2 separate regions of the Homo sapiens genome follow, and region 2 is linked to region 1. Evidence: chromatin loops called from intact Hi-C (ENCODE). Cell type or tissue: dorsolateral prefrontal cortex. All regions are shown on one strand. Links, peaks and the distances in the headings refer to the core of each region. The heading gives the core; the rest is flanking DNA. Region 1 has its middle 100 kb from the start of ERCC5. Region 2 has its middle 74 kb from the start of SLC10A2.

Region 1 (16,686 bases), core at 3,434-11,433:
CAAAACATGGTGGCTTAAAATAACAACCATCTATTTAGCTCAGAATTCTATGGGGCAGAAACATTGAATGGGATCAGCTATGCAATTCTGCTAGGCTGGGCTGGGCTTACTCATGCATTTGCAGTGAGTTGCCAGTCCCACTGGGAGCCCCTGCTTCTGGGGATTGCCTGGCTGTCAGCTGAGACCATGAAGGAAACTAGGCCATATATCTGTTATCATCTACCCAGCTAGGCTGAGTTTTTTCTCCTGGCTGCTCAAGGTTCTAAAAGCACATAGATAGTAAACCCCACGCAATCTTCTACATTTTCAACTTTCCGCTCGCCTCACAGGTGCTGCTGTCCCATTGGCAAAGCAAGCCACACAGACAAGCCCAAGGTCAATGTAGGAAGGCCCCATCAAACTGCATCAATATTGGGTGTCATTACAGCAATCTAGCCAGCACACTCCCAAATCTCCATTTCTAACTCTGCTTTCTCATCCTACTTAAACTGCCTGCTAGACATCTCTTCATGGTGTCCTCCCTGAATTTCAAATTTCACTTGTATAAAATTCATCATATTATAGCCAACACAGGATAATGAATAGAACGAGGCTTCTAGTCAGCTCTGGGTTTGAATTCTACTTATTGTGAGATTTTGGTTTAAGCTACTTAAATCTCTGAGAATGGCTTCCATTTTCAACAAAAATAATAATAAATATTTGATAGTTATTATGGGGATTAAACAAGATAGTGTACTGTCAACCCTTAACACACAGTAGGCAATCAATAATTTTTTTTGTATTCTCCACCCATTATCTAGAGAAACCTACTCCCCTTTTCGAATTTCTTTATTGACATGTTCTCACTCATCCAGGCTGATGGAAACACTGTGGCCATTTTCACATTTTCCTTTTCCTTTGCCCATTTGTATTCAACCTGCCCACCTAATGGGTTATCTGAAGAATTACACTGAAGCACGTAACAAAGTGCCTATCAAATCATAGTTCGTCTCTGTATATTTTTTTCATTTTTAAAAGGCTTGTTAATAATCAAAATCAGTTCATTGCATTTCTGCAATTTTACTCAACAAACATTAAGTATCAGGGATGAACTCGTCACCTTTTGGGTCTCTTACCAAAGCTACACTTCTTCCTCCATCTTCCGTGTCTGTCCCCTGTCAGCACCAACAACCAGGGCCCTCAGGACATGACCCTGAGAGTCCTCCTTGACGTGGTTCTCATCCGCTTCACTCAAATAATTCACCATGAAGTCCTACTGGTAGAACTACCTGGCTTCAGTTTCATCACCACCACTGACTCGCTGATTGACATTGGACCAGTCACTTAATCTCTCTGTTTCGGTTTCCTCATCTGTAAAATGGGAGTGATAATAACAGTACAGGATGCACTTAGACTGTGCCCGCTACCTACCCAGTGCTTTGATAGGGTTAGCTATTACTGTTGGCCCCTGAGTCCTTCCTTGTCTCTCCATCTCTGCTTGCTGCTACCTCAGTTCAGGCTCTCACCATCCCTCTTGGGTGTGAGTGCCATTCATCACCCTCTAACTTAAATCCAGCGCCTGGTGTCACCTCTTCCAATCCATCCTCCCTGCAGGCACCAGGGAAATCAGTGCAAAAGGACAAGCCCAGGATGCCACTTTCCTTCTGAAAGCCCTTCACCTACTGCTATCTTCTCAGACTATTTGGACTGAAGATCAGTTTGTTTCCTAACCAAGTTTCAGTAACAGAACATACATGTGTAAAACAGTAAAAAGTATTTATTGGAAAAATTTAATACAAAAAAACCTAAACATATACAAAATAAAAGTCTCAAATTTTAATTGTCACACGTCATGGGCATAAAGAGTCTGTCAAATTGCTGATGGGGTACGGTGGCTCACGCCTGTAATCCCAGCACTTTGGGAGCCCGAGACAGGCAGATCACTTGAGGTCAGGAGTTCGAGACCAACCTGGTCAACATGGTGAAACCCTGTCCTACTAAAAATATAAAAGTTAGCCAGGCATGATGGCACATGCCTGTAATCCCAGCTACTCAGGAGGCTGAGTTAGGAGAATTGCTTGAACCCGGGAGGTGGAGGTTACAGTGAGCCGAGATCATACCACTGCACTCCAGCCTGGGTGATAGAGCAAGACTCTGTCTCAAAAAAAAAAAAGAAAAAAAGAAAAGAGTCTGTCAAATTGCTGCGAAAGTTTCTAAACACACAGTCCTGATTTCTCCACTCATCTCTTCATGGACCCCTGACAAACAGCTACTGGACTGAGAGCTCCCCTTTGAGAAGCACCTAAGTTAGGAGCCCTTCACTACCGATGGTCCAGCTAGTTTTTTGCCTAATCTTATCCTCCAATCCAACCCTTCCCCCACACCCCAACTCTTCCTGCAAAATGTGTATTTATGCATTTGTGCATTCATTCACTTACATATTATTTATTTATTTATTGACTTGGGTTCCCCCAATGTATAATCCATCTCTGTTCCTTCCCACATGCTGATTCCTCTTCCTCTTCGCATTTTTGTGACCAGAAAACTCCTAAGCAGATGCTGCATGATCTATAGTCTTCCTATCCGCTACTCGGTGTTGCAGCTGCCTGCCAGGCCCTGTTTCATCCCTGATACGATGGTTGGTTGTCATCGCCTTCCTTGACACTGCTGTGTGGCTGCCAGCACTCTGGTTAGTGTGGTCTCTCCCCGCCTTTAAGAGTTGCAGGCCACTGAGTCCTGTTGCCCCGCAACGCTGCTGCGGCACTGCTGCTTCTATAAGAAAGGAAGATTTCCTCCTTGAATTACTAAAGCCATCTGAGCCTTTTAGTGAAAGCCTGCTTATTCCATTCCTCTCTCCTTTCTCCTTAGGTAACTGGGGAAATGCACTTGAAGACAGCTTCAGACAACAGTTAAAGACACCACCTTGTATCTCATCAACTTTGCCGAACACCTACTCTGTCTGTTATTCAGCTGGCTGCAATAAAAGCAGAAAGAAAAGCGCATCCCCACCAGAAAAGCAGCACTTAGAGCCACTCAAGAAAGATCAGAATCGTGGGATTGTACTGGTGGTTGGGGTAATTTAAGGAAGAGCACTAAGTTGGTGACTAGGATTTTAGTCTTGAGAGACAGTTCTCTGTGGGTCTTTCTCATTTTCACACGTCTTCTTAGCAGAGGCATGACAGCCTTTTTTCTCTTTTCAAAAATATACATGAACAGTTGAAAGGTAGGAACAGTGTCTTCTTCTGGAGCAGAGGGAAGAATGTTGTACAGTACAATAAAGATAATGTCTCCAGGCAGGGCGTGGTGGCTCACACTTGTAATCCCGGCACTTTGGGAGGCTGAGGTGGTTGGATTGCCTGAGGTCAGGAGTTCTAGATCAGCCTGGCCAACATGGTGAAACCCCAACTCTACTAAAAAAAAAATACAAAAATTAGCCAGGTATGGTGGAGGGTGCCTGTAATCCCAGCTACTTAAGAAGCTGAGGCAGGAAAATCGCTTGAACTCAGGAGGCAGTGGTTGCAGTGAGCTAAGATCATGCCATTGCACTGCAGCCTGGGTGACAAGAGCAAAACTCTGTCTCAAAAAAAAAAAGATGTCTCCCTCCTGGGCAAAACTTAGGTAGGTTTGCTTGCATTTCATTTATTACCAAATATTGGTGTTCCCTAAGCTGAGGGTTTCTCAAATACACGTGCAACATCCAGGGCCCCGAATGAGTTCACATCCTTTACAGGGACATAGATGAAGCTAGAAACCATCATCCTCAGTAAACTAACACAGAAACAGAAAATCAAACACCGCATGTTCTCACTCATAAGTAGGAGTTGAACAAGGAGAACACATGGACACAGGGAGGGAAACATCACACACTGGGGCCTGTCGGTGGGTGAGGGACTAGGGAAGGGAGAGTATTAGGACAAACACCTAATGCATGTGGGGCTTAGAACCTAGATGACGGGTTGATAGATCCAGCAAACCACCATGGCACATGTATACCTAGGTAACAAACCTGTACATTCTGCACATGTATCCCAGAACTTAAAGTAAAATTAAAAAATAAATAAATAAATAAAAATACATAAATAAATATAACTAATTAAACATCCAGGACCACTCTGTGTGGCCCCAGTGGGACTTGGGAGACGAAGGGAACTGACACAAGCATTCATTGCATGCCACTTGCTATGCAGGGAGGGAAAAAGTCCTTTGTCTCTTACCCAGGAGTGTTGTGTCTTCTATCAGCATCTGTGAATCAGTGGCAGGCTTAAGTGTTAGCTCAAAAGTGGCGTAAAATAACACAGTTCTCGACATTTAGAAGAGGTCAGGGAACTATTTCACAGGTCCCACTTGAGCTAAGACATACAGGCTTTGCGTAAGTTAGCCGTAAGGACATTCTAGAAGACAAAAAGAAAAGCACATAGCAGGGAATGGTGGCATCACCTCATGACACATTTAGGAAAATGCAAGTAGAACAGGACGGCCAGATCATTGCCAAAGATTTCACAGACAGCTGTGAAACTAAACCGATGTGTTCGATTTAGACTTAGCGTTCATTTTGAGTTACATTTTTTAACAGCATTAAGCATAGTCTAAATTAGCTAATGCAGTGCTTCCCAAACTGGTGTCAAAGAAAAACTTTGTAGTTTTCCTTGTAATGTAGCATTAATCCTGTGCCAAGAAAAATAGACTTTCCTTGCACTATTAAGTGAGTTTGTTAACGGCAAGCAAAGTTCGATACTTTTTTTACTGAAGCCCTTCTGGATACTTTAAAATGTCAATCAATATTTTGAATCACCAAATGGGAACTGTAGCATACAGTCTAGCTAGTCCCAGCTAATCTGATCAGATAGCCTTTGTTTGGGGAACCCTGATTAACATTTCCCAGAATCATTGTTCTGCTCCTCCTAATATGAGTAATGTTCTGTCTAATCCATTTAAAAATCACTATAGCATTATTATAAACAAACAAATAAAATTACAAATGAGTAAAATTAATCTTTAGCTGGATTTGCTTTGAAAATATATCTATGTGGTTAGGATTCTGTGATCCTAGCCTTGATCACCTAAAGAAAGTGAAATTCTATAGAGGCTTGTATGCATCTGTTCTCCGCTCCAATGACCTGCAAAATAATAACTCAATTCATTAATTGCACAGGAACATGTTAGCTCATACACCTAACCTCTAGTTGACTAAATTGTTGTAAGAACAATTTATATAATACTGAAATATATATATATATGCATATATGTGTGTGTGTGTGTGTGTGTGTGTGTGTGTATAGTGCAATAGAACACAGAAGTTTGGAGGTTTACCCTTTATAATTCAGACATTATTTACTTTGCTGAAGAATGCCTTCAGAGTCTTATTACACTCTAGGTCATTGAAAATATAGTATTGCACACATATCATTTTAGTATGAAATATATATATTATATGTAATAATATGTGTATTATATCTGCATTCATATATATTATATATACACTGAAAATACCTAGACAAATTTCTCTTAACCCTAAAACAAAAAGAATTAGGAAGCCAAGCCGGGAAAATTTGATAGCCCTTTGATTGTTGGCCATTTTATAGCTGAAAAACGGCTTAATTATTGTTACAAGTACACACTAAAATAAAAAGCAAATATTGTTTCCTTAAAGTTGAAGGGAGGATTGATTGAAAAGCTCCACTGGCCAAAAATATTTGGAAGAGTTTGTCATCATCTGCTTCAGCCTGTTGAATGGCAGAAATTCAATGCACTGGCTCTCCAATGTTTTGAAAAAAAAGGATTCTAATCTATCATTACCTCACCATTGAATCCCCCCACCACCACCATGTTATCATATAGAAGATATTCGGTCAATGTCTATTAAATCAATAAATGAATGTTTCACCTTATAATTGATTTGATAACTATATTGTACAATTTTGAGGATGTTCGCTGATTTTTATGAAATTCTTTACCACCAATCCTGCTGATTCAGATGACTAAAAAAGTTCATTAGAGAAACAGAGAAAATACAAAAGAAATGTTTAAATGATTTATCAGAAGCAATAACTAAATTACTAAAATCCCGAGGATTATATAGAGTGAAACACTACAGTACAGCAAACATAGATAACATTCTGTTTACACAGATATTACATTAAAGTTGAAAAGCAAACAAAATTATCTTTATAGTTTCTCTTTTGTAAAATCATGGATAGGGTTTTAAAATTTTCATTTATTTCAACTCTGAGTTTCTCATATGAAGTAGTGTTTATTTCATATAATCCTCTGGATTTTAACAAAGGAATACTTTGTTATTTAAAATGTCATGCTGATGAGTGAGAAACATGCTGAAATCAATAAAAGATTTAAACTGCATAGGCCAGTATTCTTTTCCTATCTCACAATGATTCAGTCTCCCCATGTCCACGGGCTTTGTCCCTCCATTGTTTGTTAGTCTTGGCGCCGCCAGGATAATCCCCAGCTGCAAATTTCTCTTCCCCGATTTGCATGCATGAGGACTCACTGCCACCCAGAGCCATAAATTATTTGTGCATTTTAGCCTCATATCATGACCTTTCATAATGAAAAAAAAATGATTCCCAACCTCGAAGGATTTATTATCTATATGGAGAGAAAGTCAAATGCAAAATTAACTGTTCTGCAAAATGGAATTCATTTCCTCATCCATTCATTAAGTCATTATTGATTCATTCAGCAACATTTATTTACCGCATGTGAAGGTACTGCTTCTGTGGAAGATACTGTGGATGTAAAGACAAATAAAATATCTCAGTCTGCTGCCATCCTCCTACTTCCCTGCCTGCCTTTCCAGAACCCTGGCTTTGGCTTATGTCTAGGCTCTATAGTCCCTCAACAACCACGAAAGACCGTTGTCTACAGTTTTCCCCAGGACCCTCCAGCCCTATAGGTAGTTGTCCAATCTTCTTCAAGCATACTTTTTTTCAAGTAACTCCCCTCTTCAAAAGCTTTTAACCCCATAACCTAGGAAGTAAATTATAAATTCTCAAATTGACAACAATTGAAGACCCTTGATAGGCTGGCCCGTAACTATTTCCAGTCTTAAGAAACTAACATGACAGGAGTGACTTGCATCGCCCTAGTCCTTTCACACATATTATTTCAGACACAGTGCCCTATGAACTATTTTCACAGTAATATTGGAGATTCACAGAGCACTGTCATGTGTATCCCAACACAGTTCATTTTCTTCCTGGGCACATCGAAGACTCTATTTCTAAGCCGCTGACACCTGGGTGGAACCATGGGACTGGTTCTGGTCTATGGAATGTGAACAGACTTAATGTACTTCTACACCTGCTCCCTAAAAGATTGCCCACACTCTTTCCCTCTTTCTTCCCCTCTGGTGGTGAATGTGGAGACCTGTGTGGGAGACAAAAGCATCTCAAGATGAAGCGCTTAAAACTCATTCTGCAGCAGAGCTCCCACCCCTAGAAACCAAATTAAACCCTGATGTTAGAAAACATTCTATTTTTATTGTTTTAAGTCCCTGAGATTTCAGTTTGTTTGTTATTGCAGTGTAAGCTAGCTTATTCTAACCATCCAGGCAGAAATTAACTACATCTTTTTAGACATGAGAAAACTAAGGTTCCAAAAGGTAAATGACACCCAAATGCATGTGGTTAATAAGTAGAAGGATTATGTATTAGTCCATTCTCACACTGCTATAAAAATATTACAAGACTGGATAATTTATAAAGGAAAGAGGTTTAATTCACTCGCAGTTCCACATGGCTGTGGGATGCCTCAGGAAACTTATAGTCATGGTGGAAGGCAGAGGACCTTCTTCACATGGCAGCAGGAGAGAGAAGAGTGAGGAGCAAAGGGGAAAGAGCCCCTTATAAAACGATCAGATCTCCTGAGAACTCACTCACTGTCACGAAAACGGAGATTTGGGTGGGGACACAGCCAAACCATATCAGACTATAAACTCAGATCATCACTTTCAGATCACTGAAACTTTTCACTTCATCCTCTTCCTTTTCTGCCATTCATGCAATGATCCCCCTCATGGGACATTTAGCACAGCTACATGGAAATGCTTCCTTAAATGCACAGTGCACTTCCTCATCTCCATCCTTTGTCCAGAGTAGTACTCATGGAGAAGGCTCTTCCCTCATTACATGCTTTGAAACCTGTGCTTCAGGGTCTGACTCAGTCTCCACACGAAGCCTTTCCTGCTGCCCCTGAACAGAGCAATTCCTCTCACCTCTGTGATCACGCAGCATCTTGTCTCTCACTTTCTCATAACTCCTATAATATCATAGATCTGCATATACTGTCTCCCCGTTAAACCAAAGGCTTCTCAAGGACAAAGACCATGATTTATTCCTTTTTGCACAACCCACTTTGTCTAGCCCTGTACCTTGTGCATGAGGTGCTCAATAAATGTTTGAATTTAGTTAAATTCACATTTTAAAGCCTTTAGAAATTTTAATACACTTTCCACTTCTATTAATTATTTTAAATGATCCTGGCCCCAGGACAACATTCAAGGTGTCATGACTTCTCTTTTGAAAGTGCCACTTCAGTAGCAGCATTTCAAAGACAAAAGACAGACACTATATGTGGTATTCGGTTTCACACCGCTTTGCACATAAGTCACCCAATAATCATGTCAAATGAATAAATGTGGTGGTTTAACTGTTTAATCTATCATTAGTACGTGCATGGACTTACAGTGAATGTCAATGAAAGTCACTTCTGATAATAATACGGAAGGATAATATATGCAAAAGATCTCTGGACATGGTGTCCACTTTGATCTTGTTTTTAAATACAATACGTTAGTTCTGATTTTTAAAGTGTACTTTGAAATCCTCTGATCTTCTCTAATGAGCCACTTGATTATATAAAGGCCTTCCCTTGTGTTTTAGAAATGAATTTGCAGCGTCTCTGTTAGCCAGAGCTGGACTTTGGAAATATGAATAGTGAAACAGATTATTAACAAGCACTTGCTCTTACTTTACTTTTGTTACCACAAACCAATTTACGTCCGCAATATTTACCCGCTAAAAACAAAGTACACAAACTGGAACACGTCTTTAAAAATGAATTGCTTCTAAATAAACTTTACATGCAATTAGAATTATGATACCTTTTATGAAGGGCTGTGTCCCCTTCCATTTGGCACTAGTGACAAAGGTTAAAAATGCCCTTCTATAAAATACCACATCATTAAACAAAGCAACTCTGTAATTACCCACTATACAACTGGATAAATTCCAAGTTTTGTGATTATTTTAACCTACGTATGATCTACTTGTACAAAAAAATAAGTCCAAAGGATAGAAGAATAGATTTTCTCTTCAGCACGATTTAGTTTTGTTCTCACTTGTGGAAATTCGCTCTGCTCCTCTTGTTTGAAAAATTAAAATAACAAATATCAAGAGTTTTCTGCTCTTTCTATCTTTCTCTTTAAGTAACGATGCAAGCATATGGCTGTAGAACGTCAGGCTTTCTGCTTTCTGTGTTGCTAAAACCCAGCACTAGGAATGAGACATAAAGTGGCATCTAGCATATTAAAAACTCAAGCCCCACAAGCAACAGGTGCAAGAATAATGCCTAAGGAGAAGCTGAAGAATCTCATTATTATCATCTGATAGAGGCAAAACTCTGTAAAAGGCAAATCCTTGTTTCCCAATAGGATCAAGTTACACCCCACGGAGGCAAAGTCCCACCACTTCTCCAGTGTTGACTTCCAAAGGTTCCCATCCAAACTGCACATTTTTTCAAAGTACCAAGGGGCCAGGCTCTCTCACCAAGGTCCAGATAAATGTCCAGCTACCTCAGGGGTTCCCACCATGTCCCCTCTGCCACACTGAGAAGAAGGCTATCACCTGTGGGTAACTCTACAGAAGGAATGCATTCTGCACCATCCACCACACACTGAGATGAAAAAGAGTAAAAACTTTTTTGAAATCATCCTTCAGAATTTCCAGGTCACTGGAATTTAAAATCATGGTGATGACCAAGTACTTTCATCAAATATCCATGAAATACCTTAGGCATTTTTCTTAGTACAAATCCTAATACCTTGGCCAGATTTGCCCTTTGAGTGGGTGCGCTTGTTGACTATTTAGTTATTAACTATGAAAGTGGTGTTCTTGCTGTAGGCTCAGACCACTTCCCCACAGTACATTGAGCAAATACCCCCAAATTCCAGGAAGCTGCATGGACTTTCTATAAATGAAAAATCTAAAAAATAATGACAACTGTTGAAGTTGCATTCAGAGCTTACTATTGGTGCTTGACAACTTTTCCAGAAGATCACTGCTACCTTCTGGAAAATTGTAAAACAGAACATGTTGACCAGTGAGTTACAGGGTCTAACTCCAATACCCCTCAGGGACTCACTTCCCAGTTTCAATATTCAGACCCGGGAAGAAAGAGGGCTGTGTAATGACTGCTGCAGTTCAGGCAATTCAGCCTGTATTTGTCTCTCAGTCTTCCCCTTTCTGAGTTTTGGAATATAAATATACAATTAAATTATCTGATTTCTACACATATTGAACACTAAATGTAAGTTACTTGGAGCAATTAAGCATATATCTACTTGGCACTTACCATGCCAGACAGCCTGCTACTGTTTTACAGAAATTATCATTTTTAATCCACAGGACAAGCCCACTAATTTTTTTTCACATGAGAAAACTGAGGTTCTAGTAATTTAAGTGACTTCCTCAAGGTCACCCAATAAGGAAGTAATATAACTGGACACCTGTCTTCACAGCCCATGCTTTCTACTATGACATATTACTTCTGTGAATTTTAAGTTCAAAATGCTGACTTTATGTTTCTTAATCTCAAAACCTTGTTTTCTTTGTTGGTAAAGCTGTAACATCCCCAAGGTCATGGCTAATAATCGACAGTGGTGGGTACTGAATGCTGGATTTGGGGCTCTTTTTCTATATAACATCTTCAAAAGACATTGGACACGTGGTCTTAATCTGCCAATTTTTTCTACCCTCTAGTCTCCTCCCTCTCAAAACTTGGGGATCACCCTGAAAGCACCTTGCTTCTCCCTGACACATATCCCATCCATTAAAAAGACCTGTTAGTTCTACTTTCAAAATATCATTCAAATTCATCACTTCTTTCCAGCTCCAACAACAGCTCTAGGGCTAGTTGCCATTATCCCCCCGTGAGGCTGAGTGATACCCCCTCATCCATTCCTTTTCCTTCCAATCCCCCCAGTAGAGAGGAAGCTTTTGGAAATGCAAATCAGTTTATGGTACCCCATTACTTAAAACCCATCAGAGACTTCCTGTTTCATTTGGGATTACCCCGGTCTTTTCTCACCTGCTTTCCCTCATACTTCTTTGAAAATATCAAGTTCCTTCCCCCTTCAAGGGTTTTATACACACTATTCCTTCTATCTGGAGCACTCTTCTTCATTCAGCTTCAAAGATACTTCCTCATGGGAGATTCCTGTCCCTTTACTCCCATTTAAACTGGGTCCTCCCCTTGCCCTCTACTATGAACTGAGTTGTGTCCCCCAAACATTCATATATTGAAGGCTTAGCCCCCAGTGTGATGATGTTTGGAGATGGGGGCTTTGGGAGATGATTAGGGTTAGATGAGGTCATGAGGGTGGGGCCCTTATGATGGAATCAGTGCCCTTATAAGAAGAGGCCAGAGTGCTGTCTTGTTCTTGTGCTCTCTCTCTCTCTCTCTCTCCCTCTCTCTCTCTCTCTGTATCCCAGTCATGATGTAAGGACACAGCAAGACAGTGCCTGTCTATAAGCCAAAAAGAGAGCCCATACCAGAACCCAACCATGTTGGCATCCTGATCCCAGACTTGCAGCCTCCAGCATTGCAAGACAATAAATTTCTCTGTTTAAACTATCCAATCTATGGTATTTTGTTACAGCAACCTGAGCAAACTAATACACCCTCTTTAGTAGTTTTCCTAGTTAAGATATAGGCTAAACAGCAATAATAAATAGATCAAAAGATACAATGATTTAAATAAGATGAAAATTCATTCTTCTGCCTCATTATAATCCATAGTCCAAGACTATATGGGAAGTTCTACAGTCTACAACTCATGGTTTCTATCTTGCAGTAGAAGGCTGCAGTTTCAGTTATTATCTTCCAGCCAGCAGGAAGCAGGGAAGGACCAAGAGAATATACATGATTCCTTTTTGAGGCACACTCAGGAAGTGATAATAAAATTAATAATAATAATTCTGTTTATTTACCATTGGCCAGAACTTAGTCACTTGGGCAAGTTGCAAAAGATGCTAGATGCTTGGTCATGTTCCTGGCTGAAACTCAGGCGTTCTCTGACTAAAGATGGACAGAATGGAATTGATGAAAAGCGAACAGTCTCTATATTTTCTCTTCACAAGTTGTAACTCAATTAATAGTTACCTATTTATTTGGTTGATAATTTGTTCAATGACTCTCTTCTCTTTTGAACATATGCTTGATAAGGGGGAAACATTATACATACTTGGATCAGCACAATGTTCCCATGCTGGGCACAGTTGCTAGAATACATTGGATGATTCATAAATATTTGATGATTAGATGAATAGGAAATGTGTTCTTTAAGTATCATGCAATCTAATATGTCCACCTTCTGCTAAATAAACTCCTCAGGGGAGAAAGCATATACTCTATATGTGTGGATACAGGCATCTCCAGCCAACCCTGAGGACTCCAATGCTGCTTCCATTCCTTCAGCACCCATTTCTTCCTTAACACCTTCACCTGGGGCTTCTGAACACTCCATTGAAACTTTTTTCTTGGCCAGATCTGTTTCTCAGCCTAGTATTACATCTATTACTACCAATCACTTTCTACTGTTCTTAGAATTCTTTCCACCTTGGTTTTCCCCCTTTTAACAAATGCTACCTTCAAACCCCAAACCAAATAGGCTAGTTACCTTCAAGTTATTTTTTTATCCTTCTTTCATTCCACAATTCATCTTTACTCACTGATTCATCAATTCCTTCTTTCATTCAGCAGCTATTTATATCTGTTCTGTATACTGTGCTAATCAGCAAGAATACAAAATATGTAATATAAGCTTTCCTAAGGAAGCTCAGAGTCTACTTGACTTGAGTATTTTGGAGACAAACTGGAAAATAAACAATTCAAATGCAATGCAATGGGTGCTATAATAGAGATATGTTTAGAAAACTGTGGGAACACAATTATTGAGTACTTACTACTTTTGCCTCATTGGATCTGTTGTTATCCTCAGATCATCCCAACTGTAAAGACAAGGAAACTGAGAATCAGAGTTAAAGAAGATATCCAAGGTTAGACTACCAGGAAGTGAGAAAGCAACTGCTAATTCAATACTATCTGATAACAAACTCACTATCTTTTCCCTCTACAATGCACTAATGTAAATGCTATCTTGCCCTAATGCAAGTTCTCTTAAGATGCCACCTAGTTCTGCCTCTTCTCATCCACAAGAACCCAGCTCAAGCCAGACCCAAATGGCATCCTCAATAGATAAATGTAATGGCTTCCCATGTTCTTTGCTTCAATCTAGAATCCTTGTCAGAACAGCAGACACTACCAGAGGGAAGATAGTGCAGAGGAAAAAAACACCACCTGTGTTTGCCACTTATCCGTTTTATATTGCTGCAAACTACTCCAAAACTCTGTGGAATAAAACAATTTATTATCATTCATAGTTCTGAGTGTTGACTGGGCTCAGCTGGGTGGTTCTTGCTCAGGGTCTCTTGTGCAATTGCAGTTGTTTGCTGGCAGGGACTGGAATCATCAGAAGGTTTCTTTATTTACATTTCTGGTGCTGGGGTAAGACACTGGGGATTGGTCAGATGTCTCATATGGTTGGCTTTTGCTACCTCACAGGACAGCAGTTGCAGGGTAGTTAGATTTTGTACATGTCAGCTGGCTATTCTTAGAATAAGCTCAGTTTTCTTAGCCATAAAATGTTGAAAGCAATGTCTAACTCACTGGGTTGCTATGAGAATTACCTGGAATTGAGTGTATAAAATGCCATGTGGCAGGTAGGCTCTCAGTAAGTGTTAGTTCTCTTTCCCCATCATGTTCCACCCTCATTCCCCAGCAGGTGATAGAACAGGATTTTTAAAAGTTTGTTAAATGAATGAATGAGTGAAACTACGCAATGCATGGAGCTTCCAAAGTAATCATCCAAGACACTATTCATAATGTCATCCTCCTGCTTAAGAATCCGCAGAACCTTTGAGTTGCTAAACAGAACTCTGGGTCCACCAACCTCTGCTATCCATTCCCCATGCCTCCTGCAGGCAAACCTCAAGGGCTCTTCTGACGGCTCCCAGCCCTCCCTCTGACACAGACCGTGGTGCCACAACCTAGTGTATGTTTACAACTGCCCCCTGCTGGCACAGGAGCCAACTGAAAGAGCTCCCAATGGCCAGGGCAGAAGCAATTTAGCAACAGGATAAAGTAGTACTGTATCATAACCCAAAGTATAAATTAAATGTCCATGGGTCCATACTGATATAAATAAGTGATTGAGTAAATTAATGAACGAGGGAAAAGAAACAAATCTCGCGTGAAAAATTCCAAGTGATTTATGTAAATATGTTACCCTCAAGGAAGTGGAGTGTCAATCCCTACTCCTTAACTCTGAGCCACCCATAGTGACTTCTTTCCAAAGAGTGCATTATGAAAAAGGGATTTTTTTAAAGTAGCTTTTCAGTGGAGAAACCTGACAAACGCTACCTCAGCCAGGTAATCAAGGTCAACATCACTTATAAATCATTGCCAGGCATGGCAGCCTGCACCTATATTCCCAGCTACGTAAGAGGCTGGGACAGGAGGATTGCTTGATGCCATGAGTTTGAGGCTGCAAGGCACTATGATCATGCCTGTGAATAGCCACTGCACTCCAGTCTGGGCAGCATAGCAAGATAAAATCTCAAAAAAAAAAAAAAAAAAAACAACTAGTTATGTCACATTTGCAGTGTGCTCCCTTGATATAATGTGATGAGACTTGTACTTTACCTATGTGATCTTTGTCCCAAAAACCTATAAGCCCAGTCTAATCATAAGAAAAGCCTAAGTGAGGGATGGTATTTGACCTGGCATTCTCAAAACTATCAAGGTTGTCAAGAACAGAGAAACTTGGGCCAGGCACAATGGCTCACACCTGTAATCTCAGCACTTTGAGAGGCCAAGGCAGGAGGATCACTTGAGCCCTGAAATTCAAGAACAGCCTGGGCAACAAAGTGAGACCCTATCTCTACCAAAAATACAAAAATTATCTGGGCATGGTGGCGTGTACCTGAAATCCCAGCTACTTGAGAGGCTGAGGTGGTGGGAGGATCGCTTGAGCCCAGATGGTTAAGTCTGCAGTGAGCCAACATCATGCCACTGCACTCCAGCATGGACAACAGAGAGACCCTGTCTCTAAAAGGAAAAAAAAAAAAAGGAAACTTAGAGAAAGCGTCACAACCAGGAGGATCCTAAGAAAACATGATAACTAAATGTACTGTGGTATCCTAGATGAGATCCTGGCACAGAAAAAAAGGACATTAGGTAAAAACTAAGGACATCTTAATAAACTGCAGACTTTAGTTAAAATAATAAATCAAGATTGTTTCATTAATTGTAACAAATTTACCATACTGATCTAAGATGTTAATAATAGAAATTAGATGCATAGTATATAGAAAATTGCTATACTATCTTCACAAGTTTCTGTAAATCTAAAATTGTTCCAAAAGATATGCTTCTATTGAGGGAAAAAAGCCTTCTGAGGCTCTGTCAGTAACGGTGATCATCCTGGGAGAGGCTCAGATGCTGGAAATAGAGGTGTTTCTGTATTTGCGTTGAGTTGGAGTATGGGCTCCACCATTTAGAATCATCTCTCCCTACTAATCCAACCTGCCCCCTGCCTGCATTCCCTTTGTTCATGGCAAAACCATCTCCTAGATCCCTAAGTTCAAGATCTCAGGGTCAGCCCCTTTTTTTGCTGCGTTTTCTAAGCCCAGTTGCTTCTGTCTCTGAATTTTATTTCAAATCCAGCATCTCGATTGCATATTACTGTCTTAGCTCAGGTCCTCTGCATCAGCCATACACATGCCTATGTCATTCCCCTCCCCCAGTCTCTCCCCAGTTTCAATCCATACTCTGAAGCCAACAGAGCTAGCTTCTCCAAACAGGTATGTGACCATGTCATCCCACTGAGTAAAAGTTCCCACTCCGTCTACATAGAATATGTACTTACTTGCACTGATAGAAGATTCTTGCACTGATAGAAGATTCTTCCCACTCTCACCCCAATCCACATTTCCACTTTCCTTCCCTACCCCTCCCTTATGCTGCAGCCACAGCAGGTCACCACTGCACCCCACAAAACCTACCTTGGAGTCTCACGATTCATGCCGTGGGGTGAACCTACAACAGGAATGCTCTTGTCACCCCCTCCCATCCCTGTGTTTCCTCTCTTGGCGAGCCCCTCACCCCACGAACCTCATCTCAGAAGTTACCTACACCAGACACCTTCTCTGACTCCCTCAGGCAGAAATCGTCCCTCTGTAGGACCGCCAACATGTGGATATGCAGATTTCCGCGGGAAGCGTCTCTAATGTGTGAAGACCACATGCCATTCACAAACATCCGCCATGCCTACAGCAGTGTGTCTCTCATGGTGGGTACTGAATTAACCTATGCTGAGTGCTTCTGTTCTACAACTCACCATGACCCTTCTAG
Region 2 (16,686 bases), core at 4,048-12,047, 190 kb before region 1:
TCAACTTTTCATTCTTAAGTATTATTTTAATATTTAATCATTACATTTCCCCATACTTATGGCTTATTTGGCCAGATTATTAAGCCTCATAAGATTAAAGACTAAGAATTAAATATCTATACAACCTCTCACCCACACCCAGACACCCAGAGCAGAGTTTGGAATATTTCAGTCCCTCCTGATGATTTGTTGATTTGATTTTCCTGATTTCAGCCAAGTTGAAGAACAGTGAATAGCTGCCCCTTATTAGGCACAGGGACTGATCCCCAAGCAACTAGGTCTTACAGAAAATATTCGTGGAGGCCTGAATAAGTCAGCTTATAAAGATAGTCACAATCTTCACACAACTGAATATACAAAAGCCATGCATTGAAAAGTGGAATTGTGTAGAAAGCAAAGCGTGCACTTTGACCGCAGAGAAACGTGCTTTCGATTCTCTGGTCCACAGTTAATTATGTCTGCGACTTTGCATGAATTACAAAAGCTCTCTGGCTCCATTTCCTAATCTGTGTACAGGAGATGATAATATCTCCTTCAAAAATTATCGTGAGAATGGAAAGAACACATTTAAAACACCTAGTGTGGGACAGAAGCTCGGGAAGCTGTCCGTAGGTAACAGGTTCCTCACAGGACACTAGCAGGCACTGTCTGCCATTAGCCAAATGGCCTTAGGGACAGGGAAAATCTTGTAACTGAGAGTGTTTTCTTGTTTGATTTTTATTTTTAAAGAAACTCAGAGCTTTTAGCTCAACTTTATTAAGAAAGCAAGCTCTGCTGCCCACATTTTGTGGACTAACTTTCTTCATAAACTCATCTGACTCTTCCTCCTTTGGCTCTTACTCAGAATAATTTTTCAATATATGTTTTGTGTTATTACATCATATGTGTTTACAAAGCTACAAAATGTTTAAGAAGTTGTCTAAATACTTGAGCAAGGTAAATTAGCTAAATGTTTGACATTGACTAATTTCTCAAAGGACTGCCCAATTCCACTGTTTTTAAGTCAATAAGCAAGAGAAGAAAAGAAGTTAAAAGTAAAAAGTCAGTTGGCCATGGTTTTCACTTTTCAGTGGACTGTGGTGCCATTAAATGGAAAACCTATAGTTCTGACAGTGGTTTATGAAGGAAAATACTTTTATGTATTAAACAGGATCTTACAAGAGTGTTGCTGTGGTATATGGAAAAAGAACTGCAGAAAATTTGGAAAAGGCTCTAAAGACTTTCACTAGCACTCTCTCTTATCCTTCATTAATGTCATGATTTTCTGATTTCACTAAGTTTAACAGGAAACCAACAATTCCTGAAAAAGCTGAGATTTTCATCTTAGCTCTATCACTTTATGAATTTGCTTAACAGCATGAACCGTGCAATTTTGTACACATGGGACTATGCCCCAAGTTACAGAGGGTGAAATTTTGACCTAAGCTCATTACTTCAGAGGAGATATCCCACTGCACCTGGTCTACAAATTGATGTTTTTAAAGCCCCTGCCCCCCAAACACATTAACTTTTAAAATTGTAAAGGAGTCATTTCTCTGAGACTTTTTCAGAGAAAAATGCTGATTCTAACAGAGTTGCTTTCAAAAATCTGGATATGATTTCCATAACATTTCAAGGGCAAAATGCCAAATGCTCAGAACTATTAAAGATAGTGTAAATGACCAAGCAGACATACAGAAAATGCTATCGGCTATAAAAGTCATCAACTGGAAAAGTTTCACAATTAACTCTTGTGTTTCCAGAACTACAAACTTACCTGAATCAGCTTCTTCAATAAATCTGACATTTTTATTTAAAAGGTAATCACAGGGAGAGAGGGGGATAAATGGGCAGAGCACGGAGGATTTTTAGGGTGTGAAACTACTCTCCACGATACTGTCATGGTGGATACCTGTCATTGTACATTTGTCCAAACCCATAGGATGTACAATATCTACATGGAGCCCTAATGTAAACTATGGACTTTGGGTGATGACCATGTGCCCATTTCGGTTCATCAATCATAAAAAATGTGCCTTTGAGGTGAGGGAATGCGATGGTGGGGGAGGTTGTGCATGTATGGGGGCAGGAGGTGCATAGGAAATCTCTGTACCTTCCTCTCAATTTTGCTGTGAACCTAAAACTACTCTTTTAAAAAGCCATTTAAAAAAACCACAGTATAATTTTAAAAAAGAGGAGATTGATGATACCCTTGACTTGAAAGATATCCTGTGATCACTTCGGGTAAGGCATCACCATCTAATAGCCTTCCTCATAGGGTTTCTATTTCCTCATCTATGTGGTGGGCATACTGTGTGAGTATTTATCAAGCTTCATATATATGCTTTGTATACTTTCTGATACTCAGATTTTTAAATAACTGGTATTGATATCAAGCTCAGCATTACTTTATTTCTACAACACATTTAGTTTTACCAAGACATGCAGTATCTTCAAGGTTTATTCATCCATTTCATTCATTAGAGGTTAAAACAGGCCAGAGCTATAAATGTTTTATGTACATATCAATCTGAAAGATGTACCAAATCCTGTATGCTTTGAAATACATATTACATTCATCCAAGGCAGTAATGATCTAGCTATGGTTAATTTAAGCATCTTGTTTTTCTTCCTCTAACTTTTCCATCTTGAAACTACCCACTAGTAGTGTATCTACCCACTAGTATATACTATAGTATATCCTCTTCTAGATAGTGAGCAAGAGAAAAATGAGATCAAAGTAATCTAATATTTTGATAGTATAATGGGTATGCCAAAAGCCTCTCATTACAAAGGAGGTAAAATTACATTTCCCAAAGGGATATTTGGTGAGTATAAATAGGATTCCATGACACATTCTAATGCTCACACATTTGCATCACCCTTGATGTTATGAAATGAATGTTTGTGTCCTCACAGCTCCAGACTTGAACTTCTAACCCCCAATGAGATGATATTGGGAGGTGGGGCCTTTGAGAGGTGATTAGTCACAATAGGAACCTCATAAATGGGATGAGTGTCCTTATCAAAAAGGCCCCAGAGAGCTCTCTAGCTCTCTTTCTACCTTGGGAGGGTGTGACAAAAGTTAGCCATCTACAAACCAGGAGTGGGCCCTCATTAGACACCAGATTACTGTGCATTAACCTTAGACTTCTCGGCCTCTAGTGCCATATGAAATACATTTCTGTTGTTTATGGGCTGTCAAGTCTATGCTACTTTGTTATAGAAGTCCAAATGAACTAACACACTTGAGAAGTAGTCATAAATAAAATGATGACACCTGCGTAGGATCTATTAATAATGGTTTCATATTTGAACATCTAGTCAATTACTCCTAATCTTCCCTTTTTCCTACCCTGTGTGATGTACCAAAGACCTCTCCTCCTTGCTTTGTTCTTTTTGTTTTACTCTAGAGAGAGTATGGCAGGGCTCATCAATCTTTACCATGGTATTCATTTACTTGCTTTTAGTTTAATTTCTCAGGTTTCATCTACTGGGTACCTGTTATATCATCCCACATGCTTTTCTTGATTCTTATGGGTTAAGAAATCCACCAGGTATCAGTCTGAATGAATATTTTTTCTACCCAAGGAATTTGGACTATAAGATTTAGGTCTAATTATAGTAAGTATACATTAAAATGGCAAGTCAGTTGAAATACGTGGGTGTGGATGTGTGAACATGAGAGACAGAGACAGAAAGGGAGAAGGATAGAAAAAGACTCATGACCAGCCTGGGCAACATGGTGAAACACTGTCTCTACAAAAAACACAAAAATTAGCCAGGTATGATGGTGCACATCTGTAGTCCCAGCTACTTGGGAGGCAGAGGTAGGAGGATTGCTTGAGCCCAGGAGACAGAGGTTGCAGTGAGCTGAGATTGCGCCACTGCACTTCAGCCTGGACAACAGAGCAAGATCCCGTCTCAACAAAAAAAAAAAAAAAGAAGAAGAAGGAAAAAAAAAAAAGAATGGAGAGACAGAGAGAAAGCCAGCCCCAGAACACTGACCATTCCACACATCTATTACAACCCACCCAATTCCCATTCAGAAGCTATCAACTTTACAGACCATTTTTACTGATATCCAACAAAAACAAATTATATACATATAAAGCTTTTTATGGCTATAAAGCACTTTTACATATATTACCTTATTTGATCATTACAACCACCATCTCATAATGTAGGAGGACACTTGTTAACCTATCAATTCCTTGGGAAAGAAACTTTTCAGTAAGTGATTAAAAAGAAAAAATAACAGGTATCATGGGAAGCATTGCTAGCACCACAGCTAAGAACAATGGATATGTCAAAAACCTCGTTTAGCTGAAAATGTAAAAAGGTACTCAGAATCCTATTTAAACAATTCCACTTTATGTTTTATCTGGTTTTTTAACCTAGCAGATAAAATTGATCAAAATGTTCAAATCAAACTGTTAGTAGGAGTTTCAGAAGATATTTCACAATTTAAAATGTTTTTCTCTTGCTCATGATGTATAACTATGAACCTATGTGAATGGAGACATAATAAGATTGCTCTGAATTATCTAGACTGATTTCATTCCCACCATATTAACAGCTAATGGATTCCTCCATTGTAAATTATTTTTCAAAGCAATAGCAAAAAATTTACTAAATTTTGTGCAAGCAGTTTTTCAATATCTATAAAACTTCTATTTTAAAACATGATCTAAGTTTTTCAGTCTTATGTAATATATTTATTACAAAATGTCATATACTGCATGAAAATTTAAATTGTGATGAATTACTTAAGAGATTAGCAGATTTCAAGTATTAATGGACTAAATTAAAGGTCATAACTTTGTCAACACAAAGTGCTTTCCATACATGTGATTAATAACAAAAGAGACTATTTGGGACTAAATACTTTTACTACCTTCCCTGTGTTAGATTGTGATATCCATATCACAAACATGATGGATTTTCCTAATCAGTGGTACTAGAGTTCTCATTAAGTACTCATTAAACTTCTGCACCTTAGGATAACCTTGAGAGGTGCATTAGACACTAATGAGTAAATGCTTTCATTGTATGAGCATAACTCCTATTAATGATAATGGAATTTATATGCATGCAGCAGGCAAAGATAGTAGAGATAAACTATAAAAATAATACCAATTTGAATTTCATATCCCAGTACTCAAATAAAGGATATATTTGTTAATTTGTTCTAATAAAACTGTCTTCAAAAATGCCACATATGGATAGAAATTAGCTGGGGGAAAAAACCTTTAAGACATTTAAAAATACTTAAATGCTTGGCAATCATGAGTAAAGGTAAAATAATAAATATCTGGATTAGAACAGGAACAATTTTTTTAGAAAAAAACAATAGTTTTAGGTTCTGTAAGGTCTTACAGTCAAATTCCTTAATGTATTTTGTTAGCAATACAGTTGATGAATTGATAAAACATTTATCTGTCCTCTGTGCTTTCTGTTTTATTTATTGTTATTGTTGGTTTTTTCTTAATTAAATTATTTCCATGCTCAAAAATGCTTTACTGTACAATTTACTGTACTATTACTATAAGGAAAACAGATATTATATAGGTCAAATAAAACCTTGATTCAGGGATAATAACACCCTGCCTATTTACTTCCTCTTCATTCTGAACACGAGTAGTTAAATTATTTTAACTAGTGACTATCCAAACTAATTTTCAAGTTATTCTGCAGTTGAGACCTCCGAAAACTTCTGACAGACCTACTCATGAGTATAATTGTATTCCAAGACTTTCTTCTTGTTGACTAAATTGTCCTGATGTACTTAAATTTCATTTCTTCTTAAATCTTTTTTGGAGATGAGGAAAATAAGGTCACCATCTTGGAATAGTAGAATCTTTGATCTCAGGAGATTATCTAGCAAATAGTAATTGTCTTCTTGCACTCTGCTGGCATTGAGAAACTCAGTAATATGAAAGGCAGGCCATTTCAATTGTTAAAACATTCTTACTTATAATTAGCTAAAATCTATTCTGTAGATAATTCTAGGCCCAAAAATCCTCGCTCTTAAAGTCAAATGGAATAGCCTTAATTCCTCTCCCAAATAACAGGCCTCAAATTCATGAAGACGTGTTTCTGTGCTGATGTCTCTTTTCTCCATTGAACATTCACTGTACCTTCAACCATTGCTTATATAAGATAAGGTTCATTACCCACTGACCTCTGGACCTCTCTGGATAGATGTCAGAGAGGTGCTCTCCTGCTTCAATAAGGCAGCTAGAATTAATCGCAATCTTCCTGCAGTGAGTTCAGCAGTGCTGAGTGCAGAAAGCTTATTATCTTCTGTGAACTGGACACACTTCTTTCCTCTATTAACACAGCCTAGGATTGCATTAGATCATTTGTCAGTCTCCTCACCTTGGATAACCCTCCATATCTATGGATATATTAACAGGAGGGAATTGAGAGGATCTTTTATCAGACCATCTAGTCTGACCTCCTGAACCTTTAATCAAATAGCAGTGCTTTTATAGCAGGTTATCTGGAAACCTATATAAATGGATCGTTAAAAACACTGTTGTGTTGCTTTGGAACCACTAAAAATTGGGAGAGGTGGCTGGTATTCAAACATCCTTTCATTTGTTCCTGTGTTGGTGAATTGAGTATTAATAAGCCACAACCATGTGTCTGGCTGGGACAGAGACATGAAGAACAGACCCCTGAATCTCAGTTCCCAGATGTCTCAGATAAGCTGACCGATAATGACACACTGTGTGCCAGGTACTCTGATGAAGGTGTGTAACAGTGATGTGAGGACAGAGAGGAGGAATGCCCAACCCAGCCTAGGTCAGATGAGGGGTCGTGGAGGCATCGCAGAGAATCCCATTCTGAGTCGGATCTTAAAGGAAAAGCGAGGGTCCTCCTGGCTCCCCTTCTTCAGTGACTACAACAATGGCTTTGTGCTAAGAAATAAATGAATCAAAATTTAAAATAAGACAAAGTTAACAGTTGGATAGTTAATGAATAGATGGATCAGTTAATTAATGAGTTAATTAGATATAAAGAGTACTTCAGTCATGTGCCAGCCACGGAGATGAAAGATTAATGTATTCATAGAGAGATAAGCAGTTTGGTTAAGCTACAACTATGCTTTTAGAGGAGGAACAAGAAATGGGACGAGAGAAGTAGGTAAGAAGAAAATAATGTGAAGGAACAGGGACTAGATACAGAAGAAACACATGGTGTTGCTCTTGGAAAAGTCCAGCAAAAAAGAGAAAAGAGGAAGGAAGGCGGGAACATGTTTGAGAGACACCAAGGACTAAGGATACCAGAGGTAGTGACGGAAACATAATTCCTTGGTTTCTCACCTGGGCCACTGTAAGAAAGAAGATTGAATTGACCAACCTTCAGACCAGAGGTAGGGCAGATTTTGAAAGTGAGGGGAGTGACAAATCCAGTTTGCTTTGAATTAAATGTAAGACATAAGGTGGAGCATTGATAAGAGAAATCCGTAAGGAATGGACCACCCATTCCCAGTCTTCAATGAGGAGATGGGACTAAATACGGATCTCTGGGTTACCAGAGGACATACATGATAGTTCACGTCTTTGGGGTGAATGAGATTGCCCGGGGAAAGAGGGAAAGTACCCAGCGTGGAGAGAAAAATGCTAAACATCAAGGCCTGGGCAACTACAAGTATCTAAGAGGCTGCCTAAGGAAGAGAAATCCACAAACCAGACTTCGAAAGCATCTCTGAGAAGGGAGGAATTGGATATATTGGTATGTTGAGTAACAAAGGCCAGCTGAGCAGAAGTCAAAAGCAGGAAGGTCGGAATGATTAATGGATCAAAAGTTCTACTATCTCACAGACTTTAATTATAAAACATAAACTTCATTTTCAAAGAATACATCTTTCTAAGAAATCAGCTAAAAGGGCACTTTCTTAATAACGAATCACTTTTTCTTTGCCATCTTTCTCATTTTAAGGGTCTCCTTTCAGCTACTCCAGTGCTAAAATGTATTTCTAAAACCTTCCAGAAAAGCTGAGGCAGGAGCAGAGGCTGGGTTCAGATATGGGGCCTTGAGATAGAGTTTGGATGTTATTCTCTGTGAAATGGGAAGCTTCGAACCATTCACATTCAGCAGCCCTGGACTGCAATACCCACATTTTATCAGTAGGTGCTGATATCTAATAAGACATGGTTGCTCAAGACCTCAGTTACAAAGAAACCCGAGGACATGGATGGGTCTGGATAGCTGATGGTTCACCACTGTAAGCTACGGATCTGTTCCCCGCACCCCTTTACATTTTTAATGGATTGTTCCCCTAAATCTGTCTATACTTATAGTATAGCATATTCTATGTTTAGATCATTTTATTGTTATATTGAGAAAATGGAAGCCATAAGAGGAGTTTCCTCATTTTGACACCACCAAGTTCACCAGCCTCTGCATATCTTTGTCTGTCCTCTGCCTTTCCTCTTCAGACACATCAAGTGCCCCAGAGGGAATCAAAACCCACCCTTCACTTAGTGCTCTGTGCCTATCCTCACTCACCTTTGCGAATGCTTTACTTGGTTACTCTCAGGAGTTATCTCATCTCCTATCTCATCTGCATTTTTAATTTAAATTGTATTTGTATAAATGTATGGGGTCTAAGTGTAATTTTGTCACATGTCTGTATTGATAGTGGTGAAGTTGGGGATTTTAGGGCATCCATGATCCAAATAATGTATATTGCACTCATTAAGTAATTTCTCATTATCTACCCATGTCCACCCTGAAAGTGCTTTGAGTCTTCATCATCTACCATTCCCACTCTATGTCCATGTGTATGTTATTTTGCTCCGACATGTAAGTGAGAACATGCGGTATTTGTCTTTCTGTGTCTGAGTTGTTTTACTTAAAATAATAGTCTTCCATTCCATCCATATTGAGGCAAAAGACTTGATTTCATTTTTTATGGCTGAATAGTATTCTACTGTGTATATATGCTACATTTTCTTTATTCATTCATCCATTGATGAACATGGGTTGATTCCGTAGTTTTCCCATAGTGACTAGTGCTGCAATAAACAGATGAATGCAGGTATCCTTTTAATAGAATGATTTCTTTTCTTTTGGGTATCCAGATATCCAGATTGCCAGATCCTGTGGTCCTCCTAGTTTTAGTTCTTTGAGAAGTCTCCATGCTGTTCTCCATAAAGGTTGTACTAATTTATATTCCCACCAACAGTGTACAAACACTCTCTTTTCTCTGCATTCTCACCAACATCTGTTATTTTTTTCCTGCCTTTTTAGTAATAGCCATTCTGACTGGTATAAGATGATAGCCTCCCGCAGTACCAGAACTCTCCCTTTAAAATACAAATGTATGATACACCTTCCACCTTAACAATATTTAATGTACAAGTGTCCTAACTACCATGCAATGCCCCCTTCACAGCGTAACCTCAAGTAAAGGCTGTTTCCACTGTCTCTACTTTCTCGCTTCCCAATTTCATCACTGATTCCAAACAGATTTCTATTTCTTCCATCAACTGACCAAATCAAGACTGCCAATGAGCCCCCACTGGACCCTCTTCCACAGCTGTGGTATTCGACTTTCCACATGTACCTAATTCAGTTGACCACTCCTTCCTTCTTGGAGCTCTTTCTTCTATTGGTTTCTGCAACACTCTCATTATTCCACTTACCTAAGGCTCCTTCTCAGCTTCCCTTGGTTGATTTCTCCTTCCCTCTTCCTCTGATCTCACATTGATATTTAATATGAATTTCACACTCAAATCGCAAATCAGAGTTTGTCATTTCACCTCAAATCCTCACTGGGTCTTCCCCATTTCAGTAAATGGCACCACCATCCGTTCACACAGTTAAAGTCAAAAGCCTGGGAATCTTCCTTACCACCCCCTCCGTTTTCTTCACTCCCTGCCTGCAATCCATCAGCAAATCCCATCAGTGCTACTTCTGAAATATACACGGACCTCACCCACTTCTCCCATTTCCACTGTTTCCTGTCTGGTCTAAGGGCCATCCTAGTAGTCTGGACATCCCCAGCCACCTGCCAAGCCTCTCTGCCACTGCTTTTACATCCTGTGATCCAGAGTAATCTTTTACTCTTTTCCAAGTGATGTCAGTACCCTGAATAAAACTCTCCAATGGCTTCCCACCTCACACAGAATAAAATCCAGCTCCACGTCAGGGTCCCATACCCAGCCTCCTCTCCTCCTCCAGGTTTTCCAGAATTCCCTGGACTCACCATGCTTCACTTTTCACATAAGCCCTTCTGTTCTTGAAGTCACAAGGCACATTCCAGCCTCAGGACCCTTGCACATGCAACCCCTCTTGCTGGAACACCAGTCTTCACAGGCTTGGCTTCTCTTTCCATTCAGGTCTCTACTTAAAGGTCACCATTAATTAACAGCTTTCCTAACCACTTTGCCTCAGGTAGAACCGGTCGCCCTCAGCTGTAAGTTGGGTCTCTATCACACCATCCCATTTTCTTCGTATCCCTTTTTGCTATCTGAAATTAACCTTTTTAAAATTTATGTTTTATATTGTTGTGTGTTTTCCTAAACTAAAATATAAACTCAATGAAACCAGGTACCTGGTCTCTTTTAGTCACTTCTGGGTGCCCCCCAGTGCCTGGTATAATGAAGTGTTTAATAAATAATAAATCAATGATAAACCAGGGATAAATGCTGTCTGACTATGATTTGGGGATTCTTGATACATTGAAACAACATTTATAGAGGTAAGAGATTTTGCCCTTAAATTCTGAAACCCTCGTAACCTGGCTAAGGCATATAAAGACCTCTGATTTAAAATTTTAGTTGATCCAGTCTATCATTGTTGGACATTTGGATTAAGCAAATGTGGCACATATACACCATGGAATACTATGCAGCCATAAAAAATGATGAGTTCATGTCCTTTGTAGGGACATGGATGAAATTGGAAATCATCATTCTCAGTAAACTATCGCAAGAACAAAAAACCAAACACCGCATATTCTCACTCACAGGTGGGTATTGAACAATGAGAACACATGGACACAGGAAGGGGAACATCACACTCTGGGGACTGTTGTGGGGTGGGGGGACGGGGGAGGGATAGCTTCAGGAGATATACCTAATGCTAAATGACGAGTTAATGGGTGCAGCACACCAGCATGGCACATGTATACACATGTAACTAACCTGCACATTGTGCACATGTACCCTAAAACTTAAAGTATAATAATAATAAAAGAAAAAAAAAGAAAAATATCCCAATAAAAAAAAATAAATAAAATTGTAGTTGAACTTGCAGGCTGAAGAATTTGGTTTGACATGAAATCTATACAAGGGTGTGTAAACACATTTACATATGATCTCTCCCAGTGACGTTAAATCATTCTTACAAATTTTAAGCACTATTGGCTATTGTTTTGTCATGGAGGGGGTTCATAAAGAACATTAAAAATAGAGTCTAATTTCTCTTTTAAACTAGAAAAAACAAATTTGTGGAAATCACCCAAATATAATACTTCAGCGGGAGACAAGAACACAGGAAAGTTTTAAAACTTGCAATTGCCCACAAGTAAGCACCTAAGAGGCTATTAGCTGCCACCTGGTATCACAACCTCAGTAAGTTTCCAGGCCCACACACTGAGAAACAAAAGGCATTCCGGAGATGTGGCCTCGATCAGAAGAGGTGAGAACAGTTCTTAGTCTTAGCAAGGTGGTCATGGTCATTAGACCAGTATCCTGACCACACCAAGGCTTCCTAAATTCCGGAGATCCCCGGGTTGGTTTGCAAGACCCTCCCTGCCTATGTTTCCATGGAGATTAGGGCTCTTAGGTTAGAATAAGAGGGACTGAGCACTTGCCCCAGGGGAACAAGTTGCAGATACCAGGTGGGGTGGTGACAAGGCTTGCGGGGATGCTATGAGCTTTACAGAGGAAAGAGACTGGCGGCCATCACTCAGGCCTCCAGCAAGAAAGAAAGGGGAGCGTGGGGAGCCAATCTGGGGCTAACAAGCAGTATAAACTCCATTTGCCGTAAAAAGGAGTGTGTGGTTTGTCCACGCTGCTGCACCAGGGTCAAGGCTGTGTTGAGCAGGAGCACAGAAGCACAGTTAGGAGTGTGGGCGGCTAAGCGCTCAGTGCCTGGACAGATGGCTTTAGGGCTCCACGCTGCTGCCCCTCCCTCATGGCTGCAGATTTCAGGGAGTTGTGTGACCTTTCACCGCTCAGCTTTCTCCTCTGTAAATACACGTGCACACCTGTGGTCACTATTTTCTCTTAGGGTTGCTGGAAAAATTAATATTAATAATCCCATTGTAAAAAAGTAATAGAAGACAGCTGTTATTAACAAAAGAGATTAAATTGTAGCTTGTGTGTCTGCTTTCTAGAGTTCTTCTACCCCCATCGTTGCTGTTCAGCCATCATCTCTCAGCCAGTTTGCTTTGAGCACCTCTTTTCTTCCCATCAAACTCAACACTGTTTATCGTGATGAGACATGGTACTTCTCAAAATTGGAAACAAGACTGTAGTTTATTATTTATATCGGTCTATCCATTGTGCTGTAACCTCCATGAAGGCAGGTGTCCCATTCACCGCCCTATATCCTCACAGCCTCGTTTCGGGTTTGAGCATATTTCTATTTGACTCTTAACTCAATCAATATTTGTTGAATGTTGTTCTGAAATCTGCCTGTCATGTCCATCGTCATAGTGACAAAAGAATATAGAGTGACAGTCAGGGACTCCTTGGTGAGGAACATGCATAAGCATTAGTGTATGAATATTTAAGTCCCTTCTCTCAGAGGCATCTTTCCTTGCTTCTAAGTGAGACTGTGGAGAAATGCTGAGCGGGAGGCCACTTACCCACCTGTTATCCTGCACCAGATGACTACCCAGGACCCCAATTCTTTCATCTATTAAATGGAAATCAGGGTAGCAAACCCACAGGAATGTTGTGAAGACTAAGCGTTATACAGAAACCATTTTTAAATTTATTTTTAAGCAAGAGTAACCATCTTTAAAACAAATGTGACAGGTAATCCCAAAATATAAAACGGACCAAGTGGAACTTCAGGAGGACAGACTCTCTGCTTGGCTCTTAGCACATCCCCAGGAAACCTCATCAGAAGTTAGAGCTCATGGGACCATAGTGTCAAAACCACTGAGGCTCAGGCTGTCACGCGCTGAACAGGGAACATAACAGACTTGGAATAGACATGTACTCTCTCTCTTCTGGCTTATCTTCTTTGCATTTAGCTGAGGTTGCTTCATAAACAAGTTCTAGCTCTAAGGGCAGGGAGGGGAGTGGTAGGTGACTTTCCCCCAATATGAAATTGAAGTTCTCATCTTAGAGCTATACAAAGTAAACTAGCATCTGTGTTGGCAGTTCTCTGAGTTTTAAGTTGTGGATATTGTGTTAAAACAGAGATCCAAGTCATTAAACACGAACAGCAGGCATGAAAGAAAATAACTCTTGCACAGTACCGTTTCATATTGTTGTAACCAGAATTATAAAGGTAAAAATGAGTCCCATCTAGGGATAAAGGAAGAATTTTTACTTGACATCAAGAGCATGTGATTGATGCAGGGCCATTTCCCAACAAAAAAGCATCCAGCACAAAATATTATTTCATTATCTTTTCCAGCTTTTTTGAGGTATAATTTACAAATAAAAGTTGTATATATTTAAGATGTACAACATGTTTTGATACACATTGTGAAAGGATTACCAGCTTCAAACTAATTAACATATTCATCACCTCACAGAGTTAATATTTGTTGTATATTATGACAATACCTAAGATCAATATCTTAGCAAATTTCAAGTATTCAATATAGTATTGTTAACAATAGTCACCATGCTGTACATTAGATCTCCAGAACTCATTCAAAAAAATATTATCTATATAAAAATATTATAACAGCTACAAATGCACTATAAAAGGTATGGGTGAGAGTCTATTGTTTGTTTGTTTTTAATTTTCCTTCCATTGTAAGGAGATGGGGAGAGAAAACTGGTTCATTGCACTTTTTGGCAGCTGAACTCTGTTCTCTGATTGGCATGTCTTTGCTTCTCTCCTCCCCAGGCAGAGACCACTCAGCTCTGCCTGAGGCTCATGTCTCTGGCTAAGCTTCCTGGCTTCTGCTTGTCACTCTCAGCCTGAGCATCTCCTCCAGCCCCTTGGCTTCACCACTTCCCCTCAAGGGACCTTGTCCACTATGACTCCCTCGACCTCTAGATAAAACGGTTCAGTTCCACATGCACCAGGGCACTAGATACCCTTTGCATGTCTTTATCTTTCAATTTAGCTGATGGCCCTTGGCTCACATTTAATGGAAACTTTCATTCTGCCAGAGGGGATTGCTTTATCTAGCTTTTTTATACAAAAGTTCAGCCATTGAATCGGCTTGGTAGGTGACCTGTGTGGCCCAGCAAGAGTGTCAGGAAGCCATTTTTTCCTTCTCAGTTCATCAGAAGTGTTCCTTGCACCCCCATATAGAATTGCCCCACAGCACACTGGCAGCTCAACATTTGAAGGTGTTTTCTAGGAATGCAGCAAAATGCCCTAAAATGTCCTCATATGAGGCCAAAACGTCCAACCTGAATAAAAACTCATAAATTTACCTGGAACTATATTGCTGTCTCTGGTCCAGTCTCCATGGGAAGACATCCAATACTTACAACCAACAAATTTATGTAATCTTTTGAGTTTCCAAGTCTAAGAAAAAAAGTGGCACAAAGCCAGGTTTAGGTGAAGTCTAACAATGGGGATCACCCACAAGTTGAATGTTAAGCTGGGGAAAATAACAAGTGCTCATCAATTATTTTCTAAAGTTACTCTGGACAAGACCCAAGAGAATACCATTACTCCAGTCCCTGCAATGCCTTTTATGCCAGCCAAGTGCAAACCTGAACAAACAACCCTTCTCTTGGCAAGGCAGGCAGGTCTTTAAAGGAATCCGACTGCTGCTGACTGCGCCCCAGTCTGCTTTTATCAGAAGATCGAAGGAGCTGGATGGGCAGCCTCGTTCCCAACAGGCTGTTTCCACTGTCTGCTGCAGAGAGCAATGCCCCCTGGGGTTAATACACTGCATAAGAGACAGAGTGAAAACTGACCAGTGACCACCAAGGGGGAAGCTGGGGCCTCCATCAGCCACACCATCTGAGGAGCCCCACATCACATCAGAGAGACTGAGAGACAGAGCCTGGCCAGCGCCTTCAATCGTGTTCCTGGTGCCTGGGAGTCCATTGAGAAGCATCAAGCTGGCCTGAGCTTCTTTTAACCTCAAGAACAAAGACCAGTGTGAGTGGGGATCAGAAAAAGAGTGAAAGGAGAAAGGGACAAATTAGAACAAAATGCCAGGGTGATAAAGGGAACAGAAGCAACATGCACCCAACTGTTTGAAGTCAAGGGCTCCCGAGGAGAAGGCAGGTTCTCCTTCCCTTTGCAAGGTCACTAGTCACAAGCATGCGACCACAGGGTAGCCTCAGGCAGCCCTGAGATCTCCTTTTCCCTCGCAGTTAGGTGAGCATAGGATGTGGCAGCTGACTCAAGCAGAAGCAAGGAGTCTCTGCCAGGGGTTTGGGATTTGAAAGCAAAACAGAGAAATCTACACTCCCTTTGGATGCCAGGATCTATGGCATGTGGTATAATGAGAGATAAAGGTCGCAGTTCTAAGCACTCTGAGTGCAGGACCTGTTGGGTTAGAGTGGCAGGGCACCTTCCACCCACCCATCAGGAAAGCAGAGAGAACTGCCGTGCAGATAAAAATGAGGCAGGTGCAGCCAGGCACGGTGGCGCAGCTGGGCACGGTGGCTCACGCCTGTAATCCCAACACTTTAGGAGCCTGAGGCGGGCAGATCACGAGGTCAGGAGATCGAGACTATCCTGGCTAACACGGTGAAACCCCATCTCTACTAAAAATACAAAAATTAGCCAGGCATGGTGGTGGACGTCTGTAATCCCAGCCACTTGGGAGGCTGAGGCAGGAGAATCGCTTGAACCTGGGAGGTGGAGTTTGCAGTGAGCCGAGATCAGGCCACTGCACTCCAGCCTGGTGACAGAGTGAGGGTCCATCTCAAAAAAAAAAAAAAAAGGCAGGTGCACAGGGCTCAGGTGCCCAGACCAAATGTCTTCATGGGCAACCTTGCCAGAGAATAGTCCCACTCTCCTAGATCATTTAATTTTTCTTCTTCTATTTCATAACCAACTGGAAGTCTGCCCCATCATTGAACTTTAAGCAGAAACTACCATTCATTCATTCATTCATCCAACAATATTTACCCAACAAAACACTGTTCCAGCTCTTAGACAAAACTGAACAACAACAAAAATTTAGCCTTTGTGAAACTAACATTCTAGTGGGGACTGATTAGGAATAATCAAGACAATATAGAAAGTAACTTACATAGCTTTCTACAATGATAGAAGAAAACCAGGCTGCTCTGCCTATGGGATAGCCCAGCTCTATCTATAGAGCAGCCGAAAAAAAAATTATTCAGGATAAAAGGAATCCTAGAGAGAGAGTGCTGCAATTTTAAATGAGTAGTCAAAGTAGGCCTTTCTCAAATGAGGAAAGATTGTAAGGAAGTAAGGGAAGAGCCATGTGGATATGTAGAGAAAAGGATTCCCATCAGCTAAAACAGCCAGTGCAAAGGCCCTGAGGCAGAAATGTGCACAACCTGTTTGAGAAACAGTGAGGAGGCCAGTTTGGCCAAGGCAATGTGAGGGAGAGGG

Evidence for each region. A loop is a pair of places that touch in the nucleus more often than their neighbours do. Peaks named below come from ENCODE experiments on the same cell type or tissue, not always from the same donor. Only the 100,000 strongest peaks of a DNase experiment are listed, where the experiment ranks them.
Region 2: a loop joins it to region 1, with 2.7 times the contacts of the local background. A loop is called at or near these places in 6 of 110 quality-filtered maps.

The regions. Positions count from the first base shown.
Region 1 is chr13:102,937,981-102,954,666 of GRCh38, reverse strand. No RefSeq gene overlaps it. Among named protein-coding and RNA genes, the nearest start is that of ERCC5, 100 kb to the right of the region's middle. In dorsolateral prefrontal cortex, for the core only: CTCF peaks have their summits at 6,274 and 6,480; a DNase peak (open chromatin) is centred at 6,426; H3K27ac peaks cover 3,067 bases.
Region 2 is chr13:103,131,904-103,148,589 of GRCh38, reverse strand. No RefSeq gene overlaps it. Among named protein-coding and RNA genes, the nearest start is that of SLC10A2, 74 kb to the right of the region's middle. RefSeq lists an enhancer at 14,215-14,274. In dorsolateral prefrontal cortex, for the core only: a CTCF peak has its summit at 8,092; no DNase peak of the experiment used is centred there.